Regions from separate parts of the Homo sapiens genome. Here region 1 is linked to region 2. The links are chromatin loops, found by intact Hi-C in ENCODE. Cell type or tissue: Caco-2. All regions are shown on one strand. Each heading gives the region's core, and the rest is flanking DNA. Links, peaks and the distances in the headings are about the cores only.

Evidence for each region. Peaks named below come from ENCODE experiments on the same cell type or tissue, not always from the same donor. Only the 100,000 strongest peaks of a DNase experiment are listed, where the experiment ranks them.
Region 1: it touches region 2 in a loop (2.3-fold over the local background); 8 of 110 quality-filtered maps call a loop at or near these places.

What each region holds. Positions count from the first base shown.
Region 1 is chr16:78,255,584-78,258,508 of GRCh38, reverse strand. The region is part of intron 5 of WWOX (WW domain containing oxidoreductase); the gene reads right to left. Among named protein-coding and RNA genes, the nearest start is that of WWOX-AS1, 15 kb to the right of the region's middle. In Caco-2, for the core only: no CTCF peak of the experiment used is centred there; a DNase peak (open chromatin) is centred at 1,574.
Region 2 is chr16:78,436,074-78,438,998 of GRCh38, reverse strand. All of the region lies in intron 8 of WWOX (WW domain containing oxidoreductase), which reads right to left. Among named protein-coding and RNA genes, the nearest start is that of WWOX-AS2, 62 kb to the left of the region's middle. In Caco-2, for the core only: a CTCF peak has its summit at 1,462 (motif pointing right); no DNase peak of the experiment used is centred there.

The DNA.
Region 1 (2,925 bases), core at 200-2,699, 180 kb after region 2:
ACACACCATAAACTTAGCACAGATTACCCCTCGTAGCATCCGAGTGGGAATCTAGTTTTCCAAAGGAAAAGATCATCGCTGAAGGCATTTTAGTTTTCACACCAATGCAATATGTTAATACCAAAAAAGAACATGTTGGCATTAAATCTTCCAGTGAAACTACATTCAGTGTATATAGCCTATTTTTAAATCCCTTTTTAGTCCCACCAAACGGAGAGCAAACAATATACGGTAGAATTTGCTGGTACGTTAAATAAACAGTGGAATTTTTTTGTTATTAATGCTATGATATGACTGGTTTGTTTTTGTACAAGTGGCTAATATGATTTTTAAATCTTCCTTCAAACTTCATTAGGAAATGTGCAATTAATGGAGCCATGTCTCCGAAATAAAATATTTTTAATTATAGGGAGAATATTTTAATAAATGAGCAGCTCAGAAGTCATAATTGTCACACAATTAACAGATTTTCCTACATCATACTTACATACAGTATGAGCTGCATTTAAATATAGTTGTTTTTCTGGGAAACAAAGTTTGTGAGATTTTATATATATAGTCTCTGATTTTTTTAGGAGAAATAAAAAAATATTGGAAACATACTCAGTTCCTGTTTCTAGAAAGAAAAGAAAATCCTATGCAAGAGAGTGGCTATTTGTCCCACGTCACATAAATGAGATAGTACCAGAATCTAAGTCTTAGAAGGCTAAGAGTTTTGAAAGTTATCAAATCACTTTTCCATTCAAAGCAGCAGAGCATGAGTGATAATCGTTTCAAATCCTTCCAAAAGAATAAAGAATCTGGGATCTAATTTTTCTTTTTTTTAAGCCTCCCAATGCAGAAGGAATGGAGATGGAAAAAACCGCTGCGGTAGACATCAGATTCCATTCCTTGGTTTTAATTGCGTGGTTGCAGTGGGGAATGAGGAGAGTAAACAGCAGTGCCTCCCACGGAGCTCCCTGCAGGTTCTCCTTGTAGGAGTGAGATTTTGCTGGTGATTTATATTGTTTGAGACATACCCAAAGAGTCTTGTGTCACTCAATCCCCAGCTCCATCCCTGGCTCGGAGGAGCCTGCACCGCCTCACGGGAGCCTGTAACTGTCAAATGGCATTCCCCGAATCCATCAATACTGTTTGCTGCCAAATAAATACCCTGCTGCTCTACAGGTTGCAAATATTTCAATCATTGTGCAGATCTGCACAAACTTGGAAAGAAAACTCATGCAATCTCATGGCCTTATTTCCCCTTCCTACATAAGAGAAACATACATGCCTAAACCTTCACTTTCCAAATGTTTACTAGAAGATTAGAAAAACAACAGATGACAGGCAATGTGTCAGCCTAGAAGAATCACAAAAATCCTTCTTTAAACAATCTAGTAGCCAGATGAAGACCCCACGCCACGAGCCTGTATGTGGTTAAGAAGTTCATGGGGCGACCCCATTCCTTCTGATTGCTGCGAAATGTAAAAGACACGGCCTCAAGTCCAAAGCCTAATGTGCCATTAAGAGTAGACTGCCTTGGCCTCACCTGAAGCAAATGCATCTAGACCTGTCTGACTCTTTGACTCACAGTGCAGGAGATTAGGGATTCCCTGTATGGTTGTTCAGTCTGTACACTGAACAACTCAGTTGGTCAACATTTACATAGACTACGAAATGATAGAGACTTCTACAGGTATGCAATCACAGATGACAGCTTGTGTGATTCTAAAGGGGGGCGTCTGAGGCAATCTACTACCATTCACCAATGTTCTGCTCTACTCTCTGTTCATGTTTCTGTACATCAACCATTCATTCAGTCATTCAACAAGTATTCACTAAATGCAAATGAAATGTCAGTCTCATCCAATCCTTCAACCACCTTATTTGGCAGACACTATTCTTCCCATTAGTCCCATTTAGCAAAGGACAGTTTGCTAATGACCCTCTCCTGGCCTCAGTTAATTGAGGCCAGGAGAGGGTCATTACATTGCCTAGGAGGGTCACAAAGCTCTGTCCTCCAAGTCTGAGTCCAGTACATTTCTCTCCTGGACTGAGCTACCCAGTTTATTGGAGCAAAAATTTCCTTTCTCACCAATGAATTTAAGAGTCAAGTTCTCAAGAGAAGCTGGAAGGTAGGGTCAGAGAGATTACAGTGAGAAGTGAAGCGGTAGAGGCCAGTAGGTTTAGAAACCAGTGCTGTGGGCTGACAGGGGGTGACAATTTCCAGCTTTGGTTCTCCTCATTTAGGAGAGACATGAAGTCTCATGGTGTGGTAGACAGGCCACACAAGACTGGAAGTCTGAAGTGTGCTCACTTCATGGAGTAAATGTGTAGCCTTGAATGAGTTACTTTTTTTTTTTTTTTTTTTTTTTTTGAGATGGAGTCTTGCTCTGTCGCCCAGGATGGAGTACAATGGTGCAGTCTAGGCTCACTGCAACCTCTGCCTCCCGGGTTCGAGTGATTCTCCTGCCTCAGCCTCCTGAGCAGCTGGGACTACAGGCACATGCCACCATGCCCGACTAATTTATGTATTTTTAATAGAGATGGGGTTTCACCATGTTGGCCAGGCTGGTCTCAAACCCCTTACCTTGTGATCCACCTACCTCAGCCTCTCAAAGTGCTGAGATTATGAGATTACAGGCGCGAGCCACTGTGCCTGGTCGTGATTTACTCCTTTCTTTGAACTTTAAGTTCTTCATCAATAAAATGAGAATAATAAGACCTCATAAAGCTACTGGGAGGAGTACATGGATTTATAAGAACTAGAAAAATGTCTGGCTATTGTGGATGTTCAATAAATGATGGGTATTATTATTATTGACTGTTCTTGGGATGTGTTCTACTTGGGTGTGTCTCTGGCATCTCAAGTGTACGTATTTTCCTAAGTGGGGTGTGTGTGTGAAGGAAGAAGATGCCCTTCTTTTGTGCCTCGCCTTCCCC
Region 2 (2,925 bases), core at 289-2,788:
AACATCTATTATCTCCTTCATTACGTTTTAAATTGTACAACTATAAATCACCCTGCAGCGGGTTATTCAAGGGCAGAATTACCCCGTTTGGCTTTCACGAAGGTTAGAAGAATGACATCTTGTGCTTTTTCTAGTTATAATTTATAACTTTGCAACAGGACCAGCATTGCCGGCCCATCCATTAGCAGGGTAGCTGCACATCCGTTAAAACTCAGCACGATGACTGGCTTTACACGGGCACAGGAAACGTAACCCGATCGTCGCAGAAGTTCCATAAACGTAAGCCATTTTTTAATGTAAAATGATTTGAAAATGCAGTTCCCTAAAACATCTGCTAAGCTCTTGCTACCCTAACACATGATATTCTTTCTACTGTTATCTGCCAACACAAATATGTGGTTGCACAAAACACTCCTAAGAGGCAAGTGACAGTGCTCAACTTCAAATCTGCATACTGGTCCACAAAGGACCGGCTTGGACCTGGGAACTCTGGCAAGGATGTATTTACCAGAAATGAAAGCTTATGTGGAAAAAAAAAAGGTGGGGTTGGCGGTGGTGGCAGCATTCATTTCAGTGAAGGTGCTGTCAAACATTTTAAAAAGGAAGCATAACTGCATAACTAGATATGGATGCCAGGGGCATTACCGTGCATTGGACAAAGCAAATGCAGCTGCAATTAGCAAGTGAAAGTTTACAAGGCTGGTATATCATTTTCTTGAACACGCTGCATGAGGTTTCTGTGCTTTTCAATTACAAAATAAAGATAATAATTCTAAGATTGTAGAACTTGGAATTATTAATTCTAACAGAAATTATGAGAAATTAATGAAAATATATGCTGATACATAAAGCATCGTGGTATCTGGGAAAATGGTCAATCTGCATCTCTATTTGGAAGTGTGGTAGGATTCTAAAGTCATCACACATGGTTACAACTGCAAAAACCCAAGATTAGCCTTGAAAATCCCTTATGTGCACCAGATACAACACCTGGTTTTGTGAATTAAAACCCATAGACTAATATGTATATATAAATATAGATACTAAAATACAATACATTTTTTCACCAACTCGAAAGTTCTTACCAAACAATACACATTAATGCGTGCAGGTGCAAAACATTTTAGAGTAATTTAACTGCATAAAAGAATGCTCTAGAGTCAAGAAAATAAACATGTAATGCACGTATGATGTGACTTCATTATTAGAAAGTACTCAGCAAATGTTAGTTTCCTTTAACATATTTTAGAAGCAGCTATTTGAAGTATATTGCATCTTTTTTAGAACGACACTTAAAAATAACTCACTTTCCAAGTTTATCTGTGATTTTTATTTCACCATAAATTGAAGGGAGGAAGAAACAAACACTTCCCTCCCAGGACGCCCCAATACACTTGTCCAGTTCTCTGGATCTGAAGAAGAAGAGGGAGGCAGAGACATGGCTTTACCAGTAGGGGCCGCTGTGCTGAGAATTGATTCCTGTGAGTTTCTCATTAGTGATTATTATATTGCAGGCAGCCAAAATGGAAAAATTAATTAATTTCAAAGTGATAATGCATTTACAGCAACAATTAGAAATGTGTAACTGTAAAAGGGCAACATTTAAAAGACAGATCACATTTAATAAAGTTGCACAAGAACATCCAATTGTAAAATTACTGATCTGCAACAATATTCCTTAAAGAGGCACTTAAAATAGCCCGACTCCATGAAGAGTGACCTAATTACTGTAACTAAAATCACCGTAGTCACAGCAAGTCACAGCAAATAAAAAAGGGACGTTGATATTAGAATACTGCTGTTTAATACTTAAGGGAGCCAGCTACAGAGAAGAAATGAAGGCAGGGCTTCCGAGCGCAAGTCTGGGTTGTATTTCTTGCTCCCCTGACCTCATGCAACAGAATGTGTACTCCAGCAATACCCGTGTCAGAAGGAAGCACCCTCTCTAAGGTAAAAGGCAGACAAGGCAGAGCACACTAGCCATCTGGTGATAGGGACATTGCATCTATGCTAAGCTTCTCAATCACAATTAGAAACCCAGCCTTTACCTACGGAAGAAATGGGATGCAACTGCGTGGCTTATATCCAAAAATATGTCTGCATTCAAATAGCAGAAATGCACCCTTTGTCCAAGAAACTGATGCATTATCCTGACGGAAGCAATGCCGAGCCACATACGCAGGATAGCCCAAGAGGGTGACTTTTCCAGTCAGTCTGGTCTATCTTACTAGGAAAATGACCAACCCGAGGTCTACATTCACAGTGATTCCTCTCCTAAATACAGAGTCCTAAATGTTTATGAAAGAAAAGTGAATGCCTGTGAATTTGACAAGCAAGCTCAGAGCGCCAATTCCACCTCTGCATGAAGTGACGTATTACTTTCAATGGCAAAAACCTCAATAACTTCTGTATCAACCTAATATAGAGAACGCTGATGGCTAAAAAAGTACTACCAAACGCTTAAATATATAAATACACTAGAGAGGATTTTAGTAAGACTCTTAGCTACATATTCCACAGTCTTCGTCATCTTCATGCTTATCTAAAGTCCATTTGTGACATATAAAAGCTGCTATTTTCTAATCACTCAAGGTCAGAAACAAGAAAAGTCCACACCCTACGGCTTCCTCACAAATGAGACGTGCAGGTTGGAGATCACTGAACCAGGGTCCCTTCACCTGGACGCCCTTTCTACCTGGCCAGTAAACCTCTCCCTGAGTCTTTGGGGCCAGGGACAAAGCCCTTCTCTTCCCTTTCCAGACTCCCAATTTGCAGACTCTTGTTCTGTCAGCAGAGATTACATTTTGGAGAATCATCATCGGGACCAAGGCACTGCTCACAACGACAAGAGTAACAGCCATCGTGGCAGGAAGTACTGCATACCTCCCATGCGAAAGGCACTGAGCTAGGCATGTCATTTGACCA